Linked DNA regions of Homo sapiens: region 2 is linked to region 1. Evidence: read pairs that join two places in POLR2A ChIA-PET (ENCODE). Cell type or tissue: OCI-LY7. All regions are shown on one strand. Links, peaks and the distances in the headings refer to the core of each region. The heading gives the core; the rest is flanking DNA. Region 1 overlaps HSD17B12 (hydroxysteroid 17-beta dehydrogenase 12). Region 2 overlaps HSD17B12 (hydroxysteroid 17-beta dehydrogenase 12).

The links. Peaks named below come from ENCODE experiments on the same cell type or tissue, not always from the same donor. Only the 100,000 strongest peaks of a DNase experiment are listed, where the experiment ranks them.
Region 2: POLR2A ChIA-PET joins it to region 1 with 5 read pairs; 3 of 35 experiments call an interaction of 5 or more read pairs at or near these places.

Annotation. Positions count from the first base shown.
Region 1 is chr11:43,686,990-43,703,663 of GRCh38, forward strand. The region is part of intron 1 of HSD17B12 (hydroxysteroid 17-beta dehydrogenase 12); the gene reads left to right. Among named protein-coding and RNA genes, the nearest start is that of HSD17B12, 15 kb to the left of the region's middle. RefSeq lists an enhancer at 7,788-7,837. In OCI-LY7, for the core only: no CTCF peak of the experiment used is centred there; DNase peaks (open chromatin) are centred at 4,512 and 7,662; H3K4me3 peaks cover 3,967 bases; H3K27ac peaks cover 5,247 bases.
Region 2 is chr11:43,753,234-43,769,907 of GRCh38, forward strand. HSD17B12 (hydroxysteroid 17-beta dehydrogenase 12) reads left to right here. Exons shown (of 11, transcript NM_016142.3): 3 at 813-888. Among named protein-coding and RNA genes, the nearest start is that of HSD17B12, 81 kb to the left of the region's middle. RefSeq lists a silencer at 5,793-5,993. In OCI-LY7, for the core only: no CTCF peak of the experiment used is centred there; no DNase peak of the experiment used is centred there.

The DNA of each region.
Region 1 (16,674 bases), core at 3,369-11,368:
TTGAGGATAATTTATTTCTTTCAGTTTCAGAAAAATTTGTCAGATTTACATAACAAAATTTATAAGTTTAGAATGCATGGGTAAACGGATTTGAATAGATCAGTTTCAGTGCCATTAAAAGCTATTTGTAGATAAGGATAAGTTAAATGTATATTTTAAAAACAGTGCATCCTTTATTTCATTTCCCTTCTTGTCACTCTTAGCAAAACAACATGTAGCAATTCATATGCATGTCATCTGGGATGGATTGAGATTAAGGTTAGGGAGGCAGGGTGAGCAAAGCCCTCACTGGGCTTGGTGGAGAGTATGACATAACACTATTCATTTGCCCATTTATCCACCACAAATACTGTTGAGTGCTAACTATAGACCTTATAATAGTCCAATGGGATGACAAACAGTAACAAAATGAATAAACTGTGCTATGGTAAGTGGTGAGAACAGGAAGTATTTGGTCCTATGAGAATTTGTGAGGGAAAGTTCTAGAGCTGTGCTGGGGAAGCAGTGCCTCAGCTGAGATCTGGCGGTTGAGTGTAAGTGAGCAAGCTGGAGTGACAGGAAGGGCAGAGGGAAGAATGTTCTTGGCAGAAGGAAAAGCAGTTGCTAAATTCCTAGGGCAGGAAAGGGCAGGGCCCTCATGAAACGAGGGCTGAGTGACGAGCCAGGAAAGCTCAGATATGAGTGCCATGGAACTGGAGAGGCAAGAAGGGCAATGAGCAGGGCCTTCAGCCTTTATCCTGGAGCAGTGGAAAGCAGTTGAGGTGATTTTAAGCAGAAGGGTAACACTGTTGTGTTTGCAACTGTAAGCCGAATTTCTTGTTTCTATGACTTCCCTAGAGTTATTGCCGGCCCTCTTTGGGAAAACATTGTTACACAGAGATAGATCAGTCTAGGTATTCAGATAAACTCAGTTAAAATTGCCTTTTTTAAAATGTCAATTGGCTGGGCGCAGTGGCTCATGCCTGTAATTCCAACACTTTGGGAGGCTGAAGTGGGCGGATCACTTGAGGCCAGGAGTTTCAGACCAGCCTGGCCAACATGGCAAAACCACATCTCTACTAAAAATACAAAAATTAGCCAAGTGTGGTGGTATGCACCTGTAGTCCCCGCTACTCGGGAGGCTGAGGCACCAGAATAGCTTGAACCCAGGAGGCGGAGGTTGCAGTGAGCCGAGATTGCACCACTGCGCTCCAGAGTGGGCAACTGAGCAACACTCTGTCTCAAAAAAAAAAAAAATTTAATGAATACAATAAAATGGGAATTTATGCTTTTTGTAAGGGATGCTACTTTTGTGCACTTCTTAGTTATCATCTCTCAGAGACCATTTCTGTCTGGGGGAAAAGTCTGATCACTGTGGTATGGGAAGTTCTTCTCTTACAGGGACTGAGTGATGGGGTTATTGAAACACTGAAACTAGGTTATTGCGTTGTCATGGTAACTCCATAATACCATGGTGTGGTAGTTGAGAAGCTTGCCACAAATCTGTATCAGAAAGAACGCTTTGTTTTATTTGTCGATTTTTGTCTACAAAACAATGCGTTTGCCCTATCTCTAACTGGCAATTCCAGGAAAACTATCCAGTTTCTGGAAAGTTATCTTTGCCACCATTTAGTGAAGTTATTTCCATTTAAATAACCTAGTCATTGTGGAAGAGAGGAAGGGCTAGACAGTTTAAGAACTTGAACAATTGGTGCCTCTCAAGAGTATTACATTGGGAAACAGTATAGCTAACAAACAGATTGGCTTTGGAGTCAGTGGGCAAGCTGTGCTGTTACTAAGCTGGTTGACCTTAGGCAAAAATAGTTAACCTCTGAGCATAACTTCTTTCATTTTTTAGGGGGATGATACTTTTCGGGATTATTATGACAATTAAATGAGATGTAAATGAGGTTCTAGTATAGTCCTTACTGTATTTTTATGAATATTAAGTAACATATATTTAAGAGCATCATTTGTTTGTATAGATTACTCTTATTGGATGAAAAGGGATTGTTGAAACTAAGAAATAATTGTAGTTCACTCAGCAGGTATACACTTGAAAATCTAAAATTATGAACAGACCAATTAGGAGATGACTAGTGCTACTGCAGAAGAATTCCTTGCTTGGGTAAAAGATTTACTAAGCAGTTCCTTTATATATAGATCCCCTTAGTGAGTAAATCTAAGATAGGAAGGACTTCAAAAAATTTGGTTATTTATAATTTTTCAATTACATTTGTAAAAACCTTAGAGTTATCTTTAAGTCTTCACCACATGCAGCCTTTTAGGAAATCCCGTTGACTCTGAACTTCAAAATATCCAGAATCTAGTGAGTTCTAAGCCACCACAGACTCTTGTCTCTCTAATAACAAGTTTCTTATCTCTCTGCTTCCACCTTGGCTCTCCTGCAGTTGATTCTCACACAGCAGCCACAGTGATCCTTGACAAGCTTTGGTCAGATTATGTGATGCTCTGCCTAGATCTCTCTAGTGGTTTCTCACCCACTCAGATTAAAACTCAGTATTTGTCTCGTGGCTTTGAATAAGGCTTTATTTTATTTTATTCTATTTTATATTTATGTTTATTTTTATTTTTTGAAGCTGGGTCCTGCTCTGTCACCCAGGCTGGAGGGCTGTGGTGTGATCTCAGCTCACTGCAGCCTCTGCCTCTCAGGTTCAAGTGATTCTCCTGCCTCAGCCCCCCAAGTAGCTGGGACTACAGGCGAGTGCCACCACACCCTGATAATTTTTTTGTATTTTTATTAGAGACGGGGTTTCACCATACTGACCAGGCTGGTTTTGAACTCCTGACCTCAGGTGATCCACCTGCCTCAGCCTCCCAAAGTGCTGGGATTACAGGTGTGAGCCACCGCACCCGGCCTGAACAAGGCTTTAAACCACCTGCTTCCTGCTTCCATTGACCTCTGACCTCATCTCCACTACTCTTACTCCGTTCCACCCACATACACCTCTTGCTGTTCCTTGAACAACCTTGGCATTGTTGCTTTGGGGCCTTTGCTTTTTCCTCTTCACGGAATGCTCTTCCCCCAGATATCCATGTGACTGACCCTTCTTACTCTCCTTCAAGTCTTTGCAGAAATATCACCTTTTCAATGGAACCGCCCCTCCTACCTATAAACTCACAGTCGTTTCTCCCTCACTCCCACTCCTATCCATTACCCTGCCCCACTTTTCCTTTTTGTCATAGCACTTGTCACCATCTCCCCTACTGTATACTTTGCTCATTTATGATGTTTCTGTTAGAATGTGAGCACTGTAAGGCAAGGATCTTTGTCTTTTAATCTCAAGCACCTAGAACAATGTCTGTACACAGTAAGTGCCAATGTACCTTTGTTGAATTAATGGAAATATCTGTTAAGTAAGGTATTCATACATATATATATATATATATATATATATATATATATATATATATATTTTTTTTTTTTTTTTTCTGAGACAGGGTCTCACTATATTGCCCAGGCTGGCCTCAAACTCCTGGGCTCAAGCAATCCTCCTGCCTTAGCCTCCTGAGTTGCTGGGACTATAGGCATGTGTCCCAGCTGTGTCTGGCTTCCAGTCTTTTTAATATTAAGGGATAATGATTTTTGTGAATTATCTTCTCTTTTTACATTCTCTTATCAGCTACAAATCTAACAAATATTAGCGGTTTCCCAACCTCTAAGAATGAAATTATTTAATCTAAAAATATAGAGTAACCTCAGGACGAAGTTCTCCTAATACAGACTCTGGAACTAGATTACCTACTTTTGAATCCCAGCTCAGCTAGTTACAGTGTTATCACCTTAACTTCTGTGTGCCTCAGTTTCCTCATCTGTAAAATTGGGATAATTATAGATTGGAAATACTGATTAAATGGGGCTAACTGATTTAATGTGTGTGGAATACTTAGACTACTGAGAACACTACCTGACATTTCAATGTTAAATACTATAGAAATGATAGCAGATATTATCTGATGGGATGATTCTGATTTTATCCACATGCATCTTTTCCCGACTTTCCCTCAAATTTCTAAAGACACTGCATATTCCCTTCTAGATGATTATCAAAGTCGTCAATTTTAGTATGTCTAAAATTTAGCTTTTCTACTCTCCCCAGCGTGTTCTGGACTTCCTTATTTTTGCTAATTATGTCATCGTCTTGCTAGTCATGAAGCTCCAAATCAGAGATGGCAAATTCTGATGCCTCAGGCAGGTCAAGTAAAATGAGTGAAGTGGACCAGGTGTAATGCATGTCAAGACACTGTCCAGGTAACCAGGCATGGTCTCTAGTAGCAGCCTTCAGCAACACTGGCACAGTCCTCTCAGATTTTCACCAGCAGCCCAAATCTAGATTTTCATATAGAAAGTTTCTTAATTGTTTAGAGTTGATGCAAATTTCTCAGGTTTACTCTGTGGACCAAATAAATTATGTCAGTGGCTAGATGCATCAAGTAGCCAGTTTGCTCCCTCATCTCTAAGTCTTAGAATCATGCTTTCCTTTGCACATCTAGACAGGAAATTGCCAAATCTTGCTGAATCTACCACTACAGTCTCTCTCGCATCCATACCTTCCTCTATGTTCTCCTAATATATTGCCTCCCTACCAAATCTTACACTCACTCTGGCGCAAGTTTAATCTACCAGTGAAGCCTCCAATCAAGTTACCCCTTCCTTATACCTTACACATACAGGTCAGAAGTTTCATAATGTCTATGCAAACATCAGGCTCCTTGGCCCTTTTGATCTTGGCCTTGTGTCTGTTTCTGATGTCACCTCCTTTGCACCCTTCCTTGGATGCATCCTGGATGACGTCCTGTGTCCCAGACATGCCTGTGCTTTCCTGCTTCTTGCAGCCTCCAGGGCCTTGCTTGTGCAGAGGCATTTAGTAGGTTTTGGTGGTTGTTGCATGTTGGCCTCACTCTGCCTGAGGTGCTCTTTCTCATATTCCACACTCTTCCTCACTCTTCCTGTTTGTGAAATTCTACTCATGTTCCAGAGTGTCAATTGTGACTTTTTGCATTGAGAGCTTTCTAGATGATAGTGACTGTGCACTTTTGGAACTCTAATAGTATTTCTTGTATTCATTCTGGTGGGCTTTTTCACAGTTTACCTTATTAGTCGTGTGTATGTATATGTGTGCATGTATCACTTCATTTGCTCAAAAGTGTATTTGCACTATAATATTTCATGAGTGAATACTTTTTTCCTTGAGGTTCTGGTGTATTTCAATTGGGGGGTCAGATGTTTTGCTTTAGTTTTCTATTTTTTGTTCTACTTTGCAAAATAATTTGTGAACTGTTTTTTCTCCTTCTTCTGAAACCTCAAGTGCTATACATCTAAAAATGCTAGATTGAAAATAAACCAAGGCTGGTTAGACAAAGCTGGTTACAGAGTTATGATAGCAGGGCTGTCATACTAGTTTTGAAAATGTATAGTGCACTGAGATCAAAAAGATGTCCTTGAATAGTATTGGTAACAGGCTAACCTTTCTTCATCTGTGGTATCAGGAAATTACAGGGAGTTACAGGGAACTGAACACTCTGCCATATTTAATAAACATTAAATATAAATTTGGTAGTATATTTATTATTCTTTCCCAAATCTTTACAAAATTGTTGTGAGTAGATTTTCCTTTAGTAAGAAAGATTTCTCCAATTAAAGTTTTAGTAACACCTTGCTAATTGGTAAGGCTTATTGGTAAGACTAATTCGTGAAAAATTAAATTCTAGAGTGTGTTGACCAAAATGTAGTTTTTAATTTTGAAATTGTGATAAAATAAGTCCATACCTTCTGGAACTACCATTCTTTTTGAATTGTTGAAGACTCTGGACCAAATTCCCTGGAAAATCTCTTTGATAGTAAATACATTGAATAGTAAGCATATAGAACCAGAAACTGCTATAAAGTTAACCATAGAGCATTGAGTATATAGTTTATTTGCTTCATGGAAATAAATGAATACTACAGTTGGTTGACAATTTTTACACAAGTTTAGTCAGCCATTTTGTGAAAAAACTTGAGAAAATGAAAAAAATCAGGAGGCAGAAGAGAATCATGATAGAATAGCAGAACTGGAAGGGATGTTAGCAACCTCTTCACTTCAATTATTAGGGAAATACATGCTGGAAAAGGTAATGACTTGCCCAAGATTATGCATCCAGTTAGAGAATGGCCAGGCCAGACAGTTCAGTGGCAAAGGGCAGAAGTGGTGGATGCATCTGTGGTAGATTGATTAAAAGCAACGATAGGAGCGATGAGCAGCAGGCTCTGACAGCAAAGTGGAAGAGATTTGTCTGGGTTGAATTAGAGGAAAGTGGTGAGGAGGAAAAGCAGAGGTGATTTAGTGATAGTGATGAGGATGCTGGCAGAACTGGACATCATCACACATTCCTGAAACTGGTATGAGGCAAGAAACAGTCCTCTCTATACAAGAGCCTAAACTCTTAAAGAAATGATATGTACCTTTTTAGCCCTTAAGGATGCCATTATGCCATGCTCTTGGTACACCCTACATAGATGTTAAGACCAGGAGGCACTTGTTCATTGTATATAGTGGTGCAAGCTAAGTTAGTTGATCCAATATCTCCTACCCAGAGTCTCAGCTGTGCTTATATCCCAAACTACTGATTATGTTGATGACACTTAATTCCCAAGGAAATACTGCATTTAGTATATGTTCCTCAAGGTGGCCAAAAAAGAATATAGTATTTTTTAGAAATTTAAATACCAGTGTAAAAAAATCCTTTAATATTCCTAGTCTGGAGAAAACTTCTTCAGATTGATTTTACTGTAATGACTGGCATTAACTGCTCATAACCAAGCTAACTTCCAGTAGGAATATTGTCAGCTTTGCTTTACTGATAGCTGAGACTCTAGTCCTGTAGAAGCAGTACTCATACAGTAGACAGGTTCCCCTGATCTTGCACATCCAATCTTATAATTTTGCCGTGGAACAGGAAGCTACTGCTTATCTGTGTGTTCCAATGCCTATCACTGTCTGTCATGTGTAAGGAGGCGATGATCTCCTTACAGATAACGTGAAAACAAAAGCCACATTGGGCTAGACAACAACATTCACACATTCTGAATTAGAGCAGGCTGATTTAATAAAATGTTACTGTAATGGTGACATTTTAATTTACAGAGCCCTTTTCAAGTATTCTTGAATTATTTCCATAACAACCCTATGAGGCAGGTTAGGGTTGGTTTTGTTATTTCCATGTAATATACCAAGACCAGATGGAGATGCAGTGACTGGTATAAGGGTTACACAGATAGTAAGTAGCAGAAGAAATTGAATCTAGGTTTTCTGACTCTAGGCTCCATGTTCTTTCTAATTTACTGCCAAAGCTGCTAAATAAGGGTGATTTTAAGGCCATTTGGAATACTTGCACATGAGCTTACAAGTTGGAGAATTTCTCAAATGTTGCTTCAAAGTGAAAGGTTGGCCAGGTGTGGTGGCTCATGCCTGTAATCCCAGTACTTTGGGAAGCTGAGGTGGGAGGATTGCTTGAGCCCAGGAGTTCCAGATCAGCCAGGGCAAAAAAAAAGAAAAAAGAAAAAAAATGAGCCAGGCATGGTGGTACATGCCTGTAGTCCCAGTTACTCAGATGGCTGAGGTGGGAGGATTGTTTGAGCCCCGGAGATTGAGGGTGCAGTGAGCCATGATTGCACCACTGCACTTCAGCCTGGGTAACAGAGCATGACCCTGTCTCAAAAAAGAAACATAAAAGTTAAAGGTCTGTTTATATCATGGCAGTATTCAAATTCATCTGGATCATATGAATCAGTCCAGTGTGCTCATTAACGTTACATTCTAGGGCTTTACTACAGACCTACAGAAAAAAAATCTGTAAGAAAAGAGCATGGGACCATGTATTTTTAACAAATAAGATGATTCTTAAGGTCATGCATTTTGGGGGCCAGGCACGGTGGCTGACACCTGTAACCCTAGCACTTTGGGTGGCTGAGGTGGGCAGATCACTTGAGGTCAAGAAGCTCTAGACCAGCCTGGCCTGGTCTAGTAGAGATGGTGAAACCCCATCTCTACTGAAAATACAAAAATTAGCCCCAAGTGGTGGCATATGTCTGTAATCCCAGCCATTTGGGAGGCCGAGGCAGGAGAATTGCTTGAGCCTGGGAGACAGAGTGAGACTCTGTCTCAAAAGATCATGCATTTTGGGAAACACTGGACTAGCCCTAGAAAAAACAGTGGATTATCCATGCAGGCTTTTTAACCAAATATCTTCTGAATACCAGGGCTTGGTTTATAATAGTGAGCCACCGTGTCCGGCCCAGATGGGTTTTTAAAAATTATCTTTATTGGCCGGGCGTGGTGGCTCGTACATGTAATCCCAGCATTTTCGGAGGCCGAGGCAGGTGGATCACTTGAGGTCAGGAGTTTGAGACCAGCCTGACCAACACGGTGAAAACCGGTCTCTACTAAAAATACAAAATTAGCTGGGCGTGGTGGTGCACGCCTGTAATCCCAGCTACTTGGGAGGCTGAGGCAGGAGAATCACTTGAACCTGGGAGGCAGAGGTTGCAATGAATTGAGATTGCACCATTGCACTCTCGCCTGGGCAACAAGAGCAAAACTTCGTCTCAAAAAAAAATCTTTATTATGAAATTAATATAAATGATATCTTTTAATGATGATTCTTAAAGAGGCAATAGACTGAAGAGGATGTTCTAATTAGTCTTCTTCTTCTTCTTCTTCTTTTTAAGCCTTTTAAATGATGAGGAAGGAGGAAAATGGGCTTAGGTTCTACCAGAAGAAATTTAGATTTTAGTTGGCCATCTGGATGACCTTTGTAGTAATTAAACAGTCAGATTGGGTCATTCCTTCAGCAGATAAATAAATAAATACATATATTTCTAACTTTTATTTTAAGTTCAGGGGTGCAAGTGAACGTTTGTTACATAGGTAAATTTGTGTCATGGAATTTTGTTTTACATATTATTTCATCACCGAGGTATTAAGCCTAGTACCCATTATTTTTCCTGATCCTCTCCCTCCTCCCACCTTCCACCCTCCGAAAGGCCCATGTGTATGTTGTTTCCCTCTATGTGTCCATGTTCTCATCATCTATTATAGTTCCCACTTATAAGTGAGAACATGTGGTATTTGGTTTTCTGTTCCTGTATTAGTTTGTTAAAGATAATGGCCTCTAGTTCCATCCATGTTCCTGCAAAGGACATGATCTTGTTCTTTTTTATGGAGCAGATAAATATTCATTGTGTGGTGATTATATGCTAGGCCCTGTGCTGGGTATGAGAATATAGTGATGAGCAAGAAAGCCATGGTCTCAAAGTTCTGATATCCGGAATCTACAAGCAAGTTAAACAAATTTATAAGAAAAAAAATCATCAAAAAGTGGGCAAAGGATATGAACAGACACTTCTCAAAAAGACATTTATGTGGCCAAGAAACATATGAAAAAAGCGCAACATCACTGATCTTTAGAGAAATGCAAATCAAAACCACAGTGGAATATCATCTCATGCCAGCCAGAATGGCGATTATTAAAAAGTCAAGAAACGATAGATGCTGGTGAGGCTGTGGAGAAATAGGAACACTTTTACACTGTTAGTGGGACTCTAAATTAGTTCAACCATTGTGGAAGACAGTGTGGCAGTTCCTCAAGGATCTAGAACCAGAAATACCATGTGAGCAATCCCATTACTAGGTATATACCCAAAGGAATATAAATCATTCTACTATAAAGACACATGGACACATATGTTGAATGCAGCACTATTTACAATAGCGAAGACATGGAACCAACTCAAATGCCCATCAGTGACAGACTGGATAAAGAAAATGTGGTACATACACACCATGGAATACTATGCAACCAAAAAAGGAATGAGATCATGTCCTTTACAGGGACATGGATGAAACTGGAAGTCATCATCCTCAGCAAACTAACATAGGAACAGAGGACCAAACACCACATGTTCTCACCCATAAGTGAGAGTTGAACAATGAGAACACGTGGACACAGAGAGGGGAACAACACACACCAGGACTTGTTGCGGGGGGTGGGAGGCAAGGGGGAGGGGAAGCATTAGGACAAATAGCTAATGCATATGTGGCTTAAAACCTAGATGATGTGTTGATAGGTACAGCAAACTACCATGGCACATGTATACTTATGTAAGAAACTTTCACATTCTGCACACATATCCCAGAACTTGAAATAAAACAAACAAACAAAAAGAAAGCCATGGTCTCTATCTCTGCTGGTCTGGCAGAAGACACAGACATTATATAAGCAGATCCAAAAAGTGTTACAGGAGCCGGCTATGGGGGCACTAACCTGGTTCAGGGGCTTAAGGAAGGTTTTCTGGAAGAAGCAACATTTAATCCAAGATGTGGAAGAAAAGTAGAAGATGATGATGTTCATAATGGTAATAAGATGTAATGTTTATTAAAAAGCTTACCATGTACCAGGTACTTTTCTAAATATCTTAATTGACTCATTTAATCTGCACATAATGTAATAAGGTAGATCCTATTAATATCTCTGTTTTAGTAAAAGAGAGCTAAAATATAGAGAGGTCAAGCAGTTTACCCAAAGTCACATAGTAAGTGGAGGAGCACCTGGGCTTTGAACTGAAGTCTGTCTCCTCAATTTCCTCTCTTAGCCACTATGCTAAACGGCATTGATAAATTAGAGATGGGCAGGTGAGGGGTGTTGGAGGACAGGGGACTATTTCAAGCAGTGAGAACACCTTGGGTGAAGACCTTGAGGAAACTGAGACCATTTCAGGAAGTTTTTCTAAAAGAAGGTTGAGAGAGCTGGGGCTGAGAATCCTGAGAGGAGAGAGGCAATAGATAAGACTAGAGAAATGTAGGCAGGGGGCCAGATCCCACAGGCCCTTGAGTCTACAGTAAGAGTTTGTTTATCCTAAGGACAGTGGGAAGTCGTTGAAAGATTTTAAGCAGTAGAGTGTCATGATCAAGTTTGTACTTAGGACAGTTTACTCTGGCATTTTGGAGAATGGATGTGGAGGTAGCAACTCAGGAGGTTGGGAGACCAGCAGGAGACTGGTGATGGTAAACCAGGCATTGGGTGGTGGTGGCTTGGATTAAGGAAACTGAGACAGGGACTGGGAGAGGGAGTCAGACAAGAAAGAGATAGGAGGTAAAGTTATGGGCCCTTGTCATAAACTTATGATTGTGGGGCTGAGGGAGACAGCAGAGTCCAAAAGGACTGTGAGGGGTCTGAGCTCTGGGCACTGACATAAAACACTAAGAGAGATCAGGCTTTGGGAAGAAAATAATGAGGTTGATTTCTGACAGGTTCTATGTGGATATCAGGCAGTCTTACTGTAGATTCGCACCAAGCTGAGCCTAAGTCCTTTGGTCTAGCCATCATTTAAGTTGTTCTAAATTAGATGCTATATTTTATAGTCTACAGAAAAGTGTGGTGCCTCAGCAATGTAATAGTTTAGGAAAAGGAAAATGTTATTTTTTAATAAGTTGAGTGTATTCCATGTAGCACATTGTGCTATAGTTGGGTCAATCCGTTTGCTATTTTCTCTTTGGGCAGAAAGTATAGTGGAAAGAACGGGTACAGGATTATCACAGGACCTGAGTTCATATCTCATCTTCCCACCTTTGGCACTTATTAGTGTGGAATCTTTGATCAGCTATTCTGTTTTTTTCCATCTATCAAATGTGTTCAAAAATCCCCACTTTGTCTAAGATATTAAGAGTCTTTGGAAGCGTGGTAGAAAGTACAAAGCATTATGCACATACAAGGCACTGGGCCTTTTCCCCTCTTCACCTTTCAATTAGAAACCTAGAAATAGAATTGCCGTATGAGTTGATCAGCTTGTGTGAGGTTCACATTGCTTCAAGATTTATTTTGGGGTCTGTTGCAACTTTGTTGTGATCAACACCTGAGTCTCTTGATGTGATTATCTAATATATATCAATTTTAGAACATACCTAAAACAGATTTTTTAAAGCAATTTTTGTTAATGTAAGCTTGTTTCTAAATTAAAAGTTAAACTAATGTAACCACTAATTGTATTTTAAAGAGATGCCTTAAGCTTCAACTTTATTTTTAACATATACAAAAGGTATGTATGGTTAGTTACTACAGTGGATTAAAGATATAGTTAAATTATTGCTAGTGAAGTATCATTTCAACTATGGTATAATTGGAAGACTTTCATAGCTTGACATAACTGTTTAAAGTCTCATTATTTTATTATAAGCATTATTATAAGAGATTATTATAAGTTCCTGTCATTTCTCACTCAATACCCCACTGTTCCCATCTCATGCTAAAAGATATTTAGAGTTCTTTTTCTTTAGCTTAAGGCTTTTTATTATTCTCTTTTTTCATTTTTTCCTCTGGGGAAGTGAGAAAGGAATGTTCTCATTTTTATTTAAGCTAGATTCTGATGAATTATGATGTTAATGAGATAATAGTACCTTTTAGATATCTGTAGCAAAAGTATCATCTTTGAAATGAGGAAATATTTTCCAGAATATACTTTGAATCAATTTTTAAAAAATACTAAGGAGTATATATCCAAATCTTCTAGTAATTTTAGCTCCAAAATATGTATATTTGAAAATTGTGAATTACTTTTTGTTTTTTTCAAATTGTTTGTTAATGTTACTGCAAATGGAGACATTTATTTTTCTCTTCTCTTGTGTTCCTATTTTAGTTTGGGTTCTCCCAAAATCAGATGTTGAGACACATTCAAGTTCAGTTTATTTGAAAGGTGATCCCAAGAAACACCAGTAGGGAGGAGATAGAGAAGGGAATTCAGCCAATTTGGCCAGAAATCTAATAATCCGATCAAAAAATGGGCAGAAGATTTGAATAGACATTTCTCAGGACATACAAATGACAAACAGGCATATGAAAAAGGTGCTCAACATCACTGATCATCAGAGAAATGCAAGTCAAAACCACAGTGAGATATCATCTTACCCAGTTATGGCTTATATCTACAGGACATTATCAAGCACTGTGGCCCACTGGAGCTTTAGCCCACACAATAACTCTGGAGCTAGAGCAGAACTCAAGTTTCAGGGTTATCTTATCTGAGGGGCTGGGAAGTTTGGGTATTTATACACCAGTGGCCTTAGTCACTGGATGAAGGCTGTTGATGGGGAGGAGCCTGAGTTCCCTAGGACTTCTAGTCTACCGTGTACTTGGCATTGCTGGCTTCAGCCACCAGAAAAAGTCCTAATTTATTTATTTATATATATTTTTTTAATTTGTAATTTTTGTGGGTACACAGTAGGTATATATATTTTTGGGGTACATGAGATATTTTGATACAGGCATGCAATGAGAAATAATCACATCATGAAGAATGAGGTGTTCATCCCCTCAACCTTTTATCTTTTGAATTACAAACAAAAATGTACAATTAAGTTATTATTGACTACAGTCGCCACATTGTGCTGCTATCAAATGGTAGGTCTTAATCATTCTATTTTTTTTTTAACCCATTAACCATCCGCACCTCCCTCCCAGCCCCCCACTACCCTTCCTAGCTTCTAGTAACCATCCTTCTACTGTCTGTCCATGAGTTCAATTGTTTTGAGTTTTAGAGCCCATAAGTAAGAGAACACACAATGTTTGTCTTCTATGCCTGACTTATTTCACTTGATACATGATCTCCAGTTCCATCCATGTTGTTGTAAATGACTGGAACTCATTCTTTTTTATGGCTGAATAGAACTCCATTGTGTATATGTACCACATTTTCTTTATCCATTCATCTGTCGACGGACACTTAGGTTGCTTCCAAATCTTAGCTATTGTAAACAGTGCTGCAGCAAACATAAGAGTGCAGATATCTCTTAGATATATTGATTTCCTTTATTTTGAGTATATACCCAGCAGTGGGATTGCTGGATCAAATGGTAGCTCAATTTTTAGTTTTCTGAGAAAGCTCCAAACTGTTCTCCATAGTGGTTGTACTAATTTACATTCCCACCAACGGTGTACAGGGGTTCCTTTTTCTCCACATCTTTGCCAGCATTTGTTATTGCCTGTCTTTTGGGATATATGCCATTTTAACTGGGATGAGATAATATCTCATTGTAGTTTTGATTTGCATTTCTCTGATGATCAGTGATGTTGAGCACCTTTTCATATGCCTGTTTGACATTTGTATGTCTTCTTTTGAGAAATGTCTATACACATATTCTGCCCATTTTTTGATCAGATTATTAGATTTTTTCCTGTAGAGTTGTTTAGGCTCCTTATATATTCTGGTTATTAATCCCTTATCAGATGGGTAGTTTGCAGATATTTTCTTCCATTCTGTGGGTTGTCTCTTCACTTTGATTGTATCCTTTGCTGTGCAGAAGCTTTTTAAGTTGATGTGATCCCATTTGTCCATTTTTGCTTTAGTTGCCTGTGCTTGTAGGGTATTGCTCAAGAACTTTTTGCCCAGACTAATGTCCTTGAGATTTTCTCTAATGTTTTCTTGTGGTAGTTTCATAGTTTGAGGTCTTAGACTTAAGTCTTTAATACATTTTGATTTGATTTTTGTATATGGCAAGAGATAGGGGGTCTAGTTTCATTTTTCTACATATAACTATCCAGTTTTCCTAGCACCATTTATTCAAGAGACTGTCTTCAGTATATTCTTGGCACCTTTGTTGAAAATGAGTTCACTGTAGGTGTGCAGATTTGTTTCTGGATTCTCTATTGTGTTGCATTGGTCAGTGTGTCTGCTTTTATGCCCATACCATGCTGTTTTAGTTATTATACCTCTGTAGTATAATTTGATGTCAGGTAATGTGATTCTTCCAGTTTTGTCCTTTTTGCTTAGGATAGCTTTGACTTTTCTGGGTCTTTTGTGGTTCTGTATAAATTTTAGGATTGTTTTTTCTATTTCTGTGTAGAACATTATTGGTATTTTGATAGGGATTACATTGAATTTGTAGATTGCTTTGGGTAGTATGGACATTTTAACAATATCAATTCTTCCAATCCATGAACATGGAATATCTTCCAATTTTTTGGTGTCCTCTTTAATTTCTTTCATCAGTGTTTTATAGTTTTTATTATAGAGATCTTTTACTTCTTTGGTTAATTCCTAGGCATTTAATTTCATGGGTAGCTATTATAAAGGGGATTACTTTTTAATTTCTTTTTCACATTGTTCACTGTTGGCATATAGAAATGCTACTTATTTTCGTATTTTGATTTTGTGTCTGCAACTTTACTGAATTTGTCTATCAGTTCTAATATTAATAGTTTTCTCATGGAGTCCTTTGCTTTTTCCAAATATAAGATTACATCATCTCCAAACAAGGATAATTTGACTTCTTCCTTTCCAATTTGGATGCCCATTATATCTTTCTCTAATCCAACTGCTGTAGCTAGGACTTCCAGTACTATGTTGAATAACAGTGGTGAAAGTCAGCATCTTTGTCATGTTCCAGATCTTAGAGGAAAGGTTTTCAGTTTTTCCCCGTTCTGTATGATGCTGGCTGAGGGGCTGTTGAGGTATGTTCCTGCTATACCCAGTTTTTTGAAGGTTTTTGTCATGAAGGGATATTTAATTTTATCAAATGCTTTTTCAGCATTAATTCATTTAATTCATTAAATGAATATGTGGTTTTTATCCTTTATTCTGTTGATATGATGTATCGCATTCATTGATTTGTGTATGTTGAACCATCCTTGCATCCTAGGGATAAATCCCACTTGGTCACGGTGGATGATCTTTCTAATGCAAGCTTGTCCAATCTGCGGCCAATGGGCCACATGTGGCCCAGGATGGCTTTGAATTGTGGCCCAACACAAATTTCTGAACTTTCTAAAACATGAGATTTTTTTTGCAATTTTTTTTCTTTTTTTTAAGCTCATCAGCTATTGTTAATGTTAGTGTATTTTATGTGTGGCCCAAGGTAATTCTCTTTCCAGTTTGGCCCAGGGAAGCCAAAAGACTGGACACCTCTGTTCTAATGTATCATTGAATTCTGTCTGCTAGTGTTTTGTAGAGAATTTTTGCATCAGTATTCATCAGAGATATTGGCCTGTAGTTTTCCTTTTTTTGTTGTTGTTGTTTTTTTTGTTTGATGTACCTCTGTCTAGTTTTGGTATCAAAGTAATACTGGCCTCATAGAAAGTGTTTGGAAGTATTCCCTCCTCCTCTAGTTTTCAGAATAGTTTGAGAAGGATTGGTACTAGGTCATTTTTAAATATTTCTAATAGTAGAATGAGAATTAAACTTCTTTTTTTTTGAGACGGAGTCTCGCTCTGTCACCCAGGCTGGAGTGCAGTGGCGGGATCTTGGCTCACTGCAAGCTCCGCCTCCCGGGTTCACGCCATTCTCCTGCCTCAGCCTCCCAAGTAGCTGGGACTACAGGCGCCCGCCACTACGCCCGGCTAATTTTTTGTATTTTTAGTAGAGACGGGGTTTCACCGTTTTAGCCGGGATGGTCTCGATCTCCCGACCTCGTGATCCGCCCGCCTCGGCCTCCCAAAGTGCTGGGATTACAGGTGTGAGCCACCGCGCCCGGCCAAACTTCTTTAAATATTCTAATAGTAGAATTCAGTAGTGAACCCATCCAATCCTGGGCTTTTCTTTAGTGGGAGACTTTTTATTACAGCTTCTGTGTCATTTCTTGTTATTGGTCTGTTTAGGTTTTGGATTTTTTTCTGGTTCTATCTTGGTAGGTTGTATGTGTCTAG
Region 2 (16,674 bases), core at 5,517-13,516, 68 kb after region 1:
ACTTCTTTAGTTTGCCATGGTCCATAAAGTATAATGCTCAACTTAAAATTTTAAAAATAATTATGTTTTTAGGAATTTTTAAAATTTTAGTAGTAGTTTCCTTTGCCAGTCCTCTGATGTTTGTTTTATATATCCATTCTGCAGCAAAAACTTTTTTTTTTTTTTTTTTGAGATGGAGTCTTGCTCTGTTGCCCAGGCTGGAGTGTAGTGGTGGGTGCAATCACGGCTCACTGCAGTCTAAACTTCCTGGGCTCAGGTGATCCTCCCACCTCAGCCTCCTGAGTAGCTGGAACTACAGGCATGTGCCACCACACCCAGATAATTAAAAAAAAAAAAAAAATTTTTTTTTTTTTAATTTTTTGTAGAGATGGGATTTTACTATGTTGCCCAGGATGGTTTTGGACTCCTGGGCTTAAGCAATTCTCCCACTTCGGCCTCCTGAATTGCTGGGATTACAGGCGTGAACCACTGTGCTTGGCATAAAACTTTTTTAAAGCTAATTTTTAAATTATAGAAGTGGTAGACACTTAAAGGTTTAAAAAACCCAAATAGTATAGATGATATAAAATGAAAAAGTAAAAGTCTCCCTCCTTCTAAAACCCTTTCACATTTAAATACTAGCTTGGCTTAGAAAGATAACTTTTTGGGGCATTTTTTTGGTAAAATCTCTATTTTGGATTATGTCTTCATTACACTTGGGTTTATATTTTGAACTATCATCTGGACAGGTTTTCTTAAAATGGGGGTTATAGCTCATTAATGTTTTTCAGTGACATGCACAGGTGTGATTCAAATCTCCTTTACTGTTTCAGTTAGCAAAGCATGGAATGAAGGTTGTCCTTATCAGCAGATCAAAGGATAAACTTGACCAGGTTTCCAGTGAAATAAGTAAGTTCTCACATCAAACAAAAGGAATACATAGCTAATTAATGTTTTCAAGCAGTTATCCGATACTGACATAGTTATTTCTAGTTCAGGAAACTTCTTTTTCAAGGAGAGATATCATTAAAGAGCATGAAAAAGCACAGGATGCTTTAAAAATGGATCATCAATTTTAGGCTGGGTGCGGTGGCTCACGCCTGTAATCCCAGCACTTTGGGAGGCTGAGGCGGGTGGATTACCTGAGATCAGGAGTTTGAGACTGGCCTGACCAACATGGTGAAACCCCGTCTCTACTAAAAATTAAAAAAAAATTAGCCGGGTATGGTGGCGGGCACCTGTAATCCCAGCTACTCAGGAGGCTGAGGCAGGAGAATCTCTTGAACCTGGGTGGTGGAAGTTGCAGTGAGCCAAGATAGTCCCACTGCACTCCAGCCTGGGTGACAGAGTGAGACTCCATCTCAGAAAACAAACAAACAAAAAAAGTTTTTTAAAAATTGTTTTAGGGTGATTGTAATTTGCTTAAAATGTCTTTTACTAATTTATTTTTGTCTTGTCAGTAGTCAAATTATCTGATTATTTTATCGTATTCTGCTGAAATGTCTAAACTTGTTTGCTGTGACTTCATTTCAGTATTCCTGAATGTTTTTTACTCTTTTTATCTCAGTGTTTCTAAATGTATAACACATATGTGTTAGGAAAAATAGAAAAGATAGCAATACCCATGTGACAGGGAAAATCTTTTGAACTTTCTTCTTAGGCAATTATACTTGAGACCTGAATTACAATATGGCAAAGACTCTTAACTAACTTCTACTCAATCAACCAGATGGATAAACCAATGCTGTTCATTTGTTTGGTAAAACATACTAACTGATGTCCCCAGTTTGCTGACCATTTGTGGCCAGGAAGCTTCTGTGTATAATGCTTATATACTTTTATCCTCACAAATCAAATTGTTTACTTATTAAGAGTCAATTTGTGTTTGTTTCCAAACTTATGTTGGGTATATTTTTTATTAAATATTCTGTAAAATGATGAACTATTAGTGTAAAAGCTAGAGTTAGTTCTATAAAAACTAAGTTGAATGCTCTAAAAAAAGTGAGTAAAATTACTTCTTTGAAAAATTGGCCGTCAAATTAGTGTTGAACAAAGACAAATGTAAAATATTGGAAGAACTTACAAAAAAGAAATCTGCTCTCCTGATTGTTTCATATGTGTTGAAGTTTGTGCTGTACTTTACTAGAACTGAAATTGTAATCATAAATGATAGAATATGGGTGTGATGCATGCAAGAAAGACTGGAATTCAAGTCCGCAGATCCAATCTCAAAGACAAGGTCTTGGCCCTACACAGAGGATTGGTGAATGAATTACATTTATACATGGTTTAAGTGAAAATAAAATGATTACCATGTGTATTTATCTCTATGAGTCCTTGTTTTAACTAACTTCTCAGCTAACAGATCGTCCAAATTCTTTCAATGAGAATTGATGAGAGAGGATTTCTTCTATATTTTGTTACCAACATTACCACCTACTGCTAACATTTATATAGTGCCTTATTATTTATTCATTCTCTCACATGTATTGTCTCCTTTGATTCTTCCAACATACTTATGAGGTATATTTTGTTACTATTTCTTTCCAGACCATAGCTGGTCCTATTGGACAGATAGCTTCACTTCATCTTTAGATAAAAAACAGAGTGTATTCGTCTGTTTTTCATGCTGCTGATAAAGACATACCTGAGACTGGGTAATTTGTAAAGAAAAAGAAGTTTAATAGATACACATGGCTGAGGAGGCCTCACAATCATGGCGGAAGGTGAAAGGCACGTCTTACATGGTGGCAGGCAAGAGAGAAAATGAGAACCAAGTGAAAGAGGTTTCCCCTATAAAACCATCAGATCTCATGAGACTTATTCACTACCATGAGAACAGTATGGGGGGAACCGCCCCCATGGTTCAATTGTCTCTTACCAGATCCCTCTCATAACACATGGGAATTATGGGAGATGCAATTAAAGATGAGATTTGGATGGGGACACAGCCAAACCATTCACAGCGCCTTATTGGAGATTCCCAATATTAAATATGTTATATCTTTTTTTTTTTTTAATTATTTTAACCTTGCTGAGAGTACAGATCTTTACAAAGCTGAGCATGTGGTATATAGATATACAATATATCTTTGGCATTTGAAGCTTTTAACATTCAAGATTTCAGCTATGTAAATGCAACCCCAAAGGGCCAAGATATACAGTATTTTACAGTTTTGCTGAGGTCTGAATCTGAATTAAGCCATGACACTAATGAGCCTGAGGTAGTTACTGAGATAGTAGGTGAATTTAACATACTGCCTGGATCTTAGCACTGTTTCATTCTTAGCTTCTTGTAGTCTTGTATATAATAACTCTTAAAGTGATTTAAAAAATGTTGTGTTTGTGGGTGTGTCTAGAAATTGCCTCTCAATGAATGCATCTACTAGTTGCTAGAAATAAAGGTACATAGGCAGAAAGTAGATGCTTTTGACTAAATGGAATGTTGCATTTTGAAATGCTATGATATGAATGAATCTACCGTCTACTCGATACAGAAACAAGAAAAGCTACCTCATGACACTTTCAGCAAGTACTGCAGCCTGTACAAAGATTGCTCAGTGACTCAGAAGATATGCTTTAATGATATTTGAGAATTTGGTTAACTCATGATATGAGGTGGCACGTGACTGTTGGCAGAAATGTGATTCTGGAGAAAGAGAGGATTCTGTTCAAACATTTTCATGAAGGAACAGATGGTAAAGACACTGAATTGACCTTTATTAAAAGGCATGGGTTTTTATCCTTGTTAAAATTTTTGAAAAATGTTTTTCTGGGCATAATATGAATTTAATAGGAGAGGTGATATCAGCAGACTATGTCTTCTGTTCTAAGCTGAAAAAATACATAGAGGAGATTTATAAGTTAAGACAGATTTTTAACTGAGATGTAAATCACCTCTTTGGGAGGATAATGTTTGCATGAACATATTTATTCCAGGAGAAAGAAGGACCAGTATTTAATATTGTCAAAGACAGACTAACTCTGCATTCCTTTGATTATACCTTTAACACATCTTTATTGAATGCCTGTGTACCAGGTACTGTGCTAGGCAGTGAAGATACCATGGTGAACAAGGTGGCATGCAGTCCCTGTTCTCAAAGAACTTAAGTGCAGGAGACAGTAAAAACAAATAGGTAGGCCGGGCGCGGTGGCTCACGCCTGTAATCCCAGCACTTTGGGAGGCCGAGGCGGGTGGATCATGAGGTCAGGAGATCGAGACCATCCTGGCTAACAAGGTGAAACCCCGTCTCTACTAAAAATACAAAAAATTAGCCGGGCGCGGTGGCGGGCGCCTGTAGTCCCAGCTACTCGGGAGGCTGAGGCAGGAGAATGGCGTGAACCCGGGAAGCGGAGCTTGCAGTGAGCCGAGATTGCGCCACTGCAGTCCGCAGTCCGGCCTGGGCGACAGAGCGAGACTCCGTCTCAAAAAAAAAAAAAAAAAAAAAAAAAAAACAAATAGGTAAAAAACAAACAAATAAACCAAACCAAAAAAAGCACACACAAAAAAAACAGACAAATAAATAATTGCAGCCTATATTGAATGCCACAAAGGAAACAAAGGGCTAGAGAGATAACAATAGAGAAGTTCTTACTTTGTTGCAGCATGGTGAGTTTTGCGATTCGCAAGGTGATAAAAGGGCTAGAATAACGGCCTGTTGCCCATATAACAGCACTCCAGTAACAAAACTGGAGCCTTACTGAAAGACCTATCCTCTGGGCCCATTTGGGGGTATAATGGTGGAGGGATTGTGTGTGTGCAAGTTGCATAGGATACATGCACTAACGTTTCTATTTTCTTAAGCCTTGTTATGCAAGGGAATTTATGGCCCCCCAGTCTCATTAAACTGTAGCCTATTATGGAGTCCAAGTTCCAAGTTTCAGTCAGCCAACCAAGTCAACCAACTATATGAACTAAACATTAAATCCTAAATCTCTGGTAAGTGAATCATAAAAATATTTGGCCCAATCTGGTATTATATTGTTTTCTGTTGTGGGTGTCAGTGAGGGATATTTGAGTTAAGTCTTGAGGAGAAGAGGAATTCTTTTGCTAGGAAACTGCCCTTACTGTTGTGGTGGGGTTATTAGAGGATCTTCAAGCCAGAGAACGCCAATCTTGGGAGACACAGGCAGGAGAACAGACTAGTACTATTTCCACTGGAAAGGGAGGTTCAGAGTAGCTTGGGAGTCCAAGATTCTCAGTTTCAGTTGAGTCTGACCAAATATCCCCATCCCAAATCTCAGGGTCACACTTTTTCTCATTCAGTGCTTTCAAATGAGACTAGGTGTCTGTGGAATTCAACTTAAGTTGTAATTCTGCAACTGGCACATTTAAATCTGATGTTAGCAAGGTGAACTCCATGGCTATAAAACATAAAACTTTTTACTGGGGCTACCACGGAAGTTCTCTGGTTCTCTCATGGTAAATGTGAGCTGACAGTTTAGTGATCTGAACTTGCCGTTTTTATTCTATAAGTGCTCCAGTATATTCAGAAGAAGCCACAGCTTAGCACAGTCTTTGTACTCATCATTTCTGCCAAACTCAAATGTAGCCACCATTTGGTCCCTCAAGGCACTTCTCCAGTGGGTACTTCATTACAATTAACAGCCAGGGTTAATTTGATGAACTGTCATACCACTTATTGCATAATGGATTGCTAGTATCCCATTTCCTATTGGGAAGGGGCTTAACACTATGTCTAAGCCCAAGGACACAATCAAACCAGTGCAAAAGTCCTTTGAAGTTTGTCTTGTGATCCTACTCCTGAAACTAATTCGTGGATCAGGCAGCGCCCAGTCAGGAAACAGAAGTCACACAATTTAGTTTAACCAGGATAACTTGTCTCTTCTAGTCCAACATTTAAACTCACTCCAATGGGTTGAACTCATCGTTCTTACTTCCCTGTGTGACTGAAAGACAAAAAGAGGAAATGGGGGATTGATGAGGAAATTACTTGACAAGTGAAAAAAATCAAGGACTTTTTTTTTGGCTGCTCTCACCTTCGAAATCTGTCATCATATAAACTTGGGCACTTTATATCAAGAAGTAATTCCTTATGAATGTGGAGGGTAGCCTACTCATCAGTGTCAAAATTTTTAAGAAAAATTTTGAATGGATTATATGTAGTTAGTAGGACACTAAATGTTTCACCAACAATGGATAAGTGCTTTGTCAGGATTGACTGCTTTGATGAAATTACAGTTCTTTGTAAGGATACCTGTCACCCTTTTAATTAAGACAAGCTGAAAGCCATCACACATGTAATAAGCTTATTTTATTATCATTCTTAGCCAGGATTATTCATATATTAAATATTTTTGCCAATTTTGATTCATCAAAGAAAAAAACTAGAAATTTTTTTAACACTGAGCTGAGTTTTTATTTGCAATAAAGCATAATAAAAAGGAGACTAGCTTTCAGAACAACCTGTTGGTTCACAGATTGTAGAGATGGTGATATTTATAATTCATATTATTTTACAGTCCTTTCTTCCTTCTCTTTTCGTTTCATTTCTTTTCTTTTTTTCTTTTTTGAGACAGAGTCTTACTTTGTCACGCAGGCTGGAATGCAGTGGCCCAAATATGGCTCACTGTGACCTCAACCTCCCAGGCCCGAGCAGTTCTCCCACTTCAGCCTCCCAGGTAGCTGGGACTACAGGCTTGTACCACCACACTTGGCTGATTTTTTTTTTTTTTAAATTGAGACAAGGTCTCACTCTGTCATTCAGCCTGGAGTTCAATGGCACGATCTTGGCTCACTGCAACCTACGTCTCCCAGGTTCAAGCAATTCTTGTGCCTCAGCCTCCTGGGTAACTGGGAATAAGAGGCACGTGCCACCATGCCTGGCTAATTTTTGTATTTTTAGTAGAGATGGGGGTTTCACCATATTGGCTAGGCTGGTCTTGAACTCCTGGCTTCATGTGATCCACCCACCTCGGCCTGCCAAAGTGCTGGGATTACAGGCCTGAGTCACTGCTCCCAGCCTAATTTTTTTGTTTGTTTTTTCTTGTATTTTTCGCAGAAACAGGGTTTCGCCATGTTACCCAGGCTGGTCTCCAGCTCCTGAGCTCAAGCGATCCTCCCACCTTGGCCCCCCAAAGTGCTGGGCTTATACATGTAAGCCACTGCGCCCAGCCCACGGTCAGTATTTCTGATTGGATGCAGTTTAATAAACTTTGATTTTTAAAACTGCATATTTCTTTCTTGGATTTAAAAAAATCAAACCATGAGATTTCTCTTTTTTGTAACTTATCTCAGGGTGTAAAGCTTTTGGATGGTCCTGTAACTCCATGGCTTTATCTCTTGAAATGCAATGCTTTTTTAGAAATGTAAATCTTACTGGTCTATAGTGAACAGAAGAGTAGGATAAGGTAAGAAATGTCCATTTCACTTTTTCAGGCCTTACTTGGAATTAAATTTCTATAGTTAAGATATGAATTTGACCAAATAAGTTTGTTCCACAATTTTCTGATGCAGTAATAATACCATTAATACGATGCCTTGTTATATTTAGCTTGTTTTGTTTTCATAAGTACAACAGGAGGCATTAGTAAACACCTGTAGACCTTTTCGTTTTATGTCTAATAAAACTAAAACCACATGATGTTAGGATTAGAGAGTTAATCTCATATAGCCCCATGAGTCATATTTTTAAAACTGCTTCTTTAATGCTAGAAATATCTTTGTTGCTCGTAGAGTTTATATGTTACAGGGCCAGGAATAAAACCCATCCATTTTGCCTCTACTGGTTTTGCCCATAGTACCTGTAACTGTAGAGATATTCTACAATTTTGTCAATGTTCCTGGCCTTCCAGAAAGTGACGTTCTGTACTGCCTGTAAGACAGACTCCACAAGGCAGTGAGCTAGTCCCAGGATAGTTTCCTGAAAGGTCTTTGAAGCATTGTTTCCACATAAGAGAATCCTTGTTCCTTACTAGTGGGCTTGTCATGCTTAATTAAATGAAATTTACCATTAAATGAAACATTTCTGTTATGGTCATGGTTACAAAATTGTTTTATCTAATTATATCCTGATAGGGAGAAGGATAGATTCTTACTGAGACAATGCAAATAATTACATTGTCATGTAAAATAAAAGAACTCAATAAAGGCATGTTGTAGAATATTTGGCCATTGCTTTGATTAGTTTTACAGACAAGGCCAATCAATATGTGTTGTATTTTCTATATAATTAACATCTTTAAATTTATCTAATGATTTACCAGTTTATATTTCAGCTACTGTTGCAGCGTAACAAACCACCCCAAACTTATTGTGGTAAAGGAACAACCATTTTAGATGCTCACAAGTTTTTCTGGTCAGGAATTTTGTCAGGACTTAGACAATCCTTTTGCTCCTCATGGCATTACTGAGGTCACTCAGTGATATTTTGCTGACGGATGGTCTGGTCTGGAAGATCTAAGATGGCTTCTCTTAACAGGTCTAGTGACTTGGCAGGAGATGGCCAGAGGCTGGACTTAGCTGGGACTGTTGACTAGAACACCTACATGTAGCCTCTCTAGCATAGCCATATCAGGGTAACTGGACTTCTCACATGGTAACTATATTCCCCCAGAGTGAACATTCCAAGAGAACCAGGCAGAGGCTTATGTCTTTGTTGCCTGGTCTCAGAATTCACGTAGCATTATTACTACCATACTCTGTTGGTCAAAGCAGTCATGAATCTGCCCAGATTTAAGGGGAGAGGAATAGACTCTACCATTTGATAAGGGAGTGGCATGGTAACTTTGGCAAAGAACATATGGGATAGAAGATATTGTTGGAAAATACGATCTGGATTTGGAAAATACAATCTGCCAGTTTATAAGCTATATTAAAGTTTCCCAGGGAATATTTTTCCTGAATTCTGTGGGATCAGTAGGAAAAACATAGAATTCCAAGAGCGTTCATTGCAATTTGCCCAAGTATGGCTAACTACCATGAGGGTTAGTGAAAAATTAAGAAGAAAAAAAAGACGTTTTCTCAAAATATTAAGTTTTTTCTGGTTCTATTTAGTCTTGCAAAATTAATTTTTGTTCCATTGGTCAGCAGCATGCTTTTACAAAATGTTTAATTTTGGAATATAGAGTCCTATAAATACTAACTCAATTTCCTGGTACAATTTGTCAGATTGTCTGCTTTTGTGGCAATGTTGGGTTACACTGAGCAGGAAGCCTGACTTACACTGAGAATGAGTTGATTCTCTGCAGCATCAGTAATAGCCAAGAGTCCAGATACAGCCCTTGCTGAGGCTAATTAGTCTTTTGATGATCTTCCTAAAGACTCTATTTTCTGACATTCAGTTTATGGCCGGGGCCCTTAGACAAGCTTGAAGGAAATGTAGCAACCACCTGTTAATAAGACTGATGGTTAATTTATTATAATAATTACCACTGTCAGAATGGAATCCCCTAGTGGGATATAATATGGAACTAATTAATATGATTTAGTCAGTGATTATCCTGAGGGTATGAGCCTTATCATGGACATTAAAGGAATTGATACCTCCAGAGACTTTCATAATGTGTGTTTTTAAATTGCCAACTATTAAGAGTATTTTGTACTTGTTGATAACGTAATCTTAGCAATCAATTTGTTCATAGTTGTGCCAGTCTTTGCATAGAATCATGAATATGTTTCTATTCATCCTGAAAAGTAGTACATGTTGAGCCATATTTATTATTAATTACACCTTGCCTACACATAATTGACCAGGGTGTTGAGCTTCTCTTATTGATTTAATAGTTCTTCCCATATCATGGGCTTGATAAACAAAGCAGGTCTCATAAGAGAGCTGAACTAATTAAAGATGTGGAATATGCTATGTATCTAGTTACACCTAATGTCCTCCTTGCTCAGTAGTGCTGCATAGCGGTTAATCAAGAAGCACTGAAGATAGTTTGGGTGTAAAGTATATCTTAACAATTTTATTTTTCTTCATCTGAGGCCCAAATTTGTGAAGAGACTAATCGTTATACTGACATATAAGCATAAGTCTTAGGTACCCAAGACAAGAAATGATTATAGTCTTAATTTGGTATGACAGCAATTAAAGCATAGCTACAAGAAATAATGGTTATTAGCAAATCTAGCATATACAGAAACAAGAAACTTTTGTTCGAAAATCATTCAACAACATGACAAAAGTCAACACAAAAGCTCAAAAAGTTAACAGGCTCTTAGGAAGTGAGAGTATTCTAAGGAGATAAGGAACCTTTACTAGCCAGGCTGGATACTGAGGCGCATAGTAATTTTGATAGCTTTATCATTAAGAGAAGACTATATTCTCAAAGATCAATTTTCTTCTCAACAACTGGTTCCAGACAGTTTAATTCATAAGCTTTCTTTGTTGATTTCAATATATTTTATACCCTTATATATATATATATAAGGTTATCTTATATATATATATATCTTATCTACATATAAGATATATATATAGAGAGAGAGAGAGATGACAAGTTAATACTTTCAACTAGCTTAAAATACGTTAACTTTACATTCTGTGATTATTCTTCAAGTTGTTGCACATACCACATTGAGTTCTCCATCCTAACTGGAGTTTTCTGTATGAATTTTAATCTTTAGAAATTGTCCAGGGCAACCAAAGATTCTCTTTATTTCACTTGCTGTGATATTTGTATAGTATTTCAAGGTCAGTTAAGAATTATAGATATTATATTTAAGTTGACATTGCAGAGCAACATGATCATTGTTGATACCACGTTTGTCCAAGAGGTGATATTTGAAAGTTTTCCACAGATGGCGTGAAGAGTTACTTAGTTTAAATGATTTGGGGAATGTCTGAAGTTCACAAGTGTCAAGCCTTGGCATTATATTTCATACTGTGATAATATCAGAAGATATATAGCTATTTTTAAAATTAAAGTTATCAAACCAGTTTTAATTTGGTTAGGGATTTACCTTAATTAGGAGTGTAATGTGAAACTTGGATTCTTATATAACTCTGAATTTATTTACCAATATTAGAAATGTTTCAAAAGTTTATGTTAGTACATTTTAAAATAATGACTAGTTGTTAGCCAAATATCTGAATTTTAAAAACTATCACTGTTTGAGCTGGCCATTTCTGTGGGGAATGATTTGTCTGAGATTGCCAGCACATTTAAAGCCTCAGAAGTTTTGTCCTTGTCTAATAATTTTGAGTTTTTTTCTTCTTAGATTTAAATAAGCACTTACTAAGTCTCTATAAGCTATCCAGAACAGGGGCTTTTCCAAATTTGAAAGAGAGAATTGATGGGCAGTATTGTTCACGTCTTCTGTATCCTTATTGGTTTCCTTTCCACTTTCTCCATCAATTATTTTGAGAGGGGCAATGAAATCACCGACTATAATTATGGATTTGTCCTTCACAATTTTTCTATTTATCTGTTATTAGGTGTATTAACATTTAGAGTTGTATGTCCTCTTGATGAATTCACTCTTTATCATTATGGAATGACCCTCTTTATTCTTGGTAATAATCTTTGCTCTGAAATCTACTTTGATGGAAATTTACTTTGTCTAGCTTTCTTTTGATTAGTGTTAGCATGGCATTTCTTTTTCCTTTAATCTATAAGTGCTTTATATTTTAAATGGGTTTCTTATGGACAGCATAGAGTTGATCTCGCTTTTTTATCTAAATTGATGGTTTCTGCCTTTTAATCGGGGTCCCCAGACCATCTACATTCAGTGTCATTATTGATTGAGCTAAAACCTACCAATTGCTTTTTGTTTGCTATTTATTCTGTCTGTTCTTTGTTCCCTTTTTCATTTTTTCTGCCTGCTTTTGAATTGCATGCTTTTTATAATTCTAATTTTATTTCTATCCTCGGTTTGCTGACTGTATATCTTTTTTTCTTTCTTTTAAAAGTCTTATATTTACATACATATTAACATTTCTGATGCTCTTCATTCTTTTATGTAAATGATTTCAATCAGGAATCTTTTATTTCCCTTTTCCCCTGTCTGAAGGTCTTCCTTTAACATTTCTTGTAGTCTGGTCTGCTGATGATTCATTCTTTTTGTATATCTGAAAAAAAAACCCTTTACATTTGAAAGGTATTTTCTCTGGGTATAAAATTATAGATAGATGGTTTCTTTTTGTTTTCTGGTACTTAAACTACTTTGCTTCACTGTCTTCTGGCTTGCATTGTTTCTGATAAGAAGTCAGCTGTTATTCTTACCATTTTATCACCATGCATAATGTGAGGTTTTTCTCTTTTCTGGTTACTTCTAAGATTTTTCTCTTTATCACTTAAGTTTTTTTTTTTTTAATTATTATTTTGCCTCTTCTTGTAGTTTCCCTACTTGGAGTTTGTTAAGCTTAAATTTAAGTGTTCATAGTTTTCGGATAGTTTCTTCATCTCACACTCTTTTTCTGGGACTTTAGTTACGTATATATTAAGTTGTCTTAACCCACTGATGCTGTCTTTAGTTTTTATTTGAGTTTCTTTTCTCTCTGTGTTTCATTTTTGGACAGTGTTTATTTATATGCCTTCACATTCACCAACGTTTTTTTCTGCAGTGTCTAATCTGCTGTTAATTCTGTTAGTGTATTTTAAATCCAGACATTGTCCTTTTTCTCTCTGTATTAAAATTTCTGCCAATTTTATATCTTCTACACCTTTTCTTTTTTTGAGACGGAGTCTCACTCTTTTGCCCAGGACGGACTGCAGTGGCACTATCTCGGCTCACTGCAAGCTCTGCCTCCCGGGTTCACGCCATTCTCCTGCCTCAGCCTCCCGCCACTACAGGCGCCCGCCACTGCGCCCGGCTAATTTTTTGTATTTTTAGTAGAGACGGGGTTTCACCATGTTAGCCAAGATGGTCTCGATCTCCTGACCTTGTGATCTGCCTGCCTCGGCCTCCCAAAATGCTGGGATTACAGGCGTGAGCCACCGTGCCCGGCCTCGCCTTTTCTTAACGTGCTCACTCTCTAGTTTCTTGAACATATAGAATATATCTATCATAATTATTTTAATGTGTTTAGTGTTTTGTCTACGAGTTCCTCAATTAGTAGACTACTAATTAGTAGACAGACTTGACTGCTGGGCTCTATCTGAATTCCTCTTCTCCTCATAATGGTCTAGAAAATCTCTCCAGACTATAAGCTAGGGTCATAGGGCTCACCTCATTTGTTTTCTTTCTCTTAGGGACTTCTGTCATGCATTCTTTATTGTCCAATGTCTGGAAACCATTGCTTCATATATTTTGTCCATTTTTGTTCAGGCTGGTCAAGTGATGTCCAGTTTTTTAGTTTAAGGCCAAGGAATAAATCTAGTCTCTGTTACACCGTCATGGCCAGAAGCAGAAGTCCCTCTCCCCTCCTTTGTTAACCATCATAGATTTCCTGGTAAATATTACCATCATTGCATGTGTCCATAAATGTTTGGTCTACATCACACTTTTAAAGAGAGACAAGGACACAATTCTTTTGTATTTCGTTGTACCAGGCCTAGCATGGTTTAATGGGTGTGGGCACTTAGTAAGTATTGTTTTGGTGACTGAAGAACTACTGTGAAACTTCCTCATGTTCTTACTCTTGCACAGAAAGATATTTTGAAATTTAGCTTATGGTCCAATTTTGGCACACATGGTTTTTTAAGCCAATATGAGACCATGTTGTAAAACTGTCTAACTAAACGTTTTCTCTAAGTGTAGCTTATTTCAACTTCATTACTGTTTGTTACCAGTCGTTTACTCTGATAGAGAAAAACATCTGTAATATGGGTGGATATTTTGTTAAAAATGTAGCATACCCACCAATTAGTTGGCCCAGCTAAATTAGCATGTGTTGGTCTGCATCTCCAATTAAGGCAGCTGCTTGAATGTTGCTGTTCTACAGCTGGCATTAGGGATGTGGGAGTGTACTCCACCGTGGCCAGACACTAGCTGTACCTCTCAACATATTTGCCTATGTTTGTATGGTTTCTTTAAAACAGTAAAGGGTCTTTCCAATTGGATTATTGATGGTTCAGTGACTTTTGTGTAAAAAAAAAAAACACTTTTTTTGGTTGGGAAATGTGGGACCAAGGTGTTATTAAATGAGTACCATTTAAGTAGAGAATGTTTCGCCTCCCACTTTTAAAATTTGGTTGTTGTTCTAAGTGGATAATTGGAATTTGAGGTACAACCTTCAGCTATAAAAGAATTTGTAGAATGGCATATTCTTGGAAACATTTATAAAATTTAGTAGTTTTATGTGGGGATTGCTTCCTTTCTTATCATGAAAAGAAAGTACTTTGAAACTTTTATTGAAAAGGTTCACTTTAACTTGATTTTTCCATCAAGTGAAGTTAAATATTTTCTTGTCAATTACCAGTTGTTTTGATCATCTTATTTTGCCATTATTTATTAAATGCATATTTTTGTTACATGCTAATTTTTAAAATAACTACAAACCAATTAGGTAATTTAAATGACCTAGCGTTATGTCTAATACTAGAATCAAAGAGAAAAGGAATTCATTAACACCAATAGGAATTTTCACATATTTGAATTATTTCATTTCTTTGCTATTAAAAGCCAATAGAATTAATATTTAACAACACCAGGCCACTAAGAATAGAAAAAATGATATGGAATCAACTTTTAATGTGCTTTCATTCTGTTTAATGCTGTAGAGATGTACAAAATCTAAGACGCAATCATTCTGCAATACCTGATGAAAGTATTAAGTCACAGATGTAAATACATTTAACTTTTATGGAACACTTAATCATATTCAGGCATGTTTGGAAAACATACTCCTCACATGATTTAAAAGGCATCTCTGTTTAGGAACTGCTGATGGATCAATACTCTCATTTTATAAATATGAAAACGAAGTCTGGGGAGAGACCAACTCACATCCAGTGAATGGCACAACTAACTGAGTTCTAATCTTTGACTTCTTGTGCTGTGTTCTCCGTGACTCCATGCTTTTAAGTGTACTTTAAGTATTGTAGGTGGGTAACTGAATAACTTTTGGAAGGTGCATCCCCAAAACGTAATGTCAGAATTACATCACATCAACAGATAAAACACAAACTAAATTAAATTTGCAGCATGACTATGTTTGAATGCAATTGCCTGTTGGAGTTATTATATTATTTAATTGATATATACAATAATTTTTCCTTTTTAAGACATAGCCATGCCCTTGTATTCATTTATTTAGAGACAGAGTCTCACTCTGTACCCCAGGCTAGAGCACAGTAGCACAATCTTGGTTCACTGCAGCCTCTGCCTCCTGGTGTGTCCAGAGTTGGTTCCTTCTGGTGGGTTCTTGGTCTCACTGACTTCAAGAATGAAGAAGCCAAAGAGGTTCCCCTTGAGTGTTATATAGCGCTTAAAGATGGTGTGTCCAGAGTTTGTTCCTCCAGATGGGTCCAGAATTTATTCCTTCTGGTGGGTTCATGGTCTTGCTGACTTCAAGATTGAAGCCACAGACCTCACTGCGAGTGTTACAGCTCTTAAAGGTGGTGTGGACCCAAAGAGTGAGCAGCAGCAAGATTTACTGTGAAGAGTCAAAGAACAAACATTCCACAGCACAGAAGGAGACCAGAGCGGGTTGCCGTGGCTGGCTCTGGTGGCCAGTTTTTATTCTCTTATTTGGCCCCGCCCATGTCCTGCTGATTGGTCCATTTTACAGAGTGCTGATTGGTCCATTTTAAAGAGTGCTGATTGGTCCATTTTTACAGAATGCTGATTGGTGCATTTACAATCCTCTAGCTAGACACAGACTGCTGACTGATACATTTACAATCCTCTAGCTAGACAGAAAAGTTCACGAAGTCCCCACCAGACTCAGAAGCTCAGCTGGCTTCACCTCTCACCAGGTTCAAGTGATTCTGGTGCCTCAGCCTCCCAAGAAGCTAGGATTACAGGGGCCTGCCACCACTCCTGGCTGATTTTTGTATTTTTAGGAGACACAGGGTTTCACCATATTGGCCAGGCTGGCCTTGAACTCCTGACCTCAAGTGATCCGCCTGCCTCAGCCTCCCAAAGTGCTGAGATTATAGGCGTGAGCCACTGCCTCACTGCCTTAAATATGCTGGCCCCTACTGTGTATTTAAGCGTGGCTTTAAATCAGTACAATTAGTAACTAAAGAAAGCTAAACAGTTTTTATATTCTAAAACAAGCTTTGATTAAAAACAAATAGTCTTACAGTAATATTTTAAATGTTTCCTGAAAATATAATGAAATAAGCATCCATAGTTGATTCTTAGAGCAATTATGAGGACACTGAGACCTGGCAACGTCACCCAGTGCACAGTAAAGCTGAGCTTCAATTGCCCATCACCTAATTGCAGGTCTAGTTCTCATTCCACTTCTAGATTGTGATGTTGATATTTCTAACTGTTCACCCCCTTCCAGTTTTCCTTTATGGTATTAATCTAAAATCTCAAGGCCTCTTGAATGTATGACATTGTTTTTCAATTATGAATCACTTAAAATCAGTGTTTTTGACTTCTATTTCTGAAGTGAAGAAATAGAATGGAGGATGCTGCTGTCACTACCCATTTCTAGAAAGCCTTTATTCAGTCTTTGTGTGCCTTTTACTAGTGGTTTATGTGCCTGGATGTTAGACCAGCAATGTGGGGGCCACCCTCATGTGTGAGTCTCTAGCTTTCCTCCTGCTTCAGTTTGGCTATTTTGCTTTGATCAGTTTTGTAAATTCCATTTTGTATTCTTTCGATAGAAGGGCCTA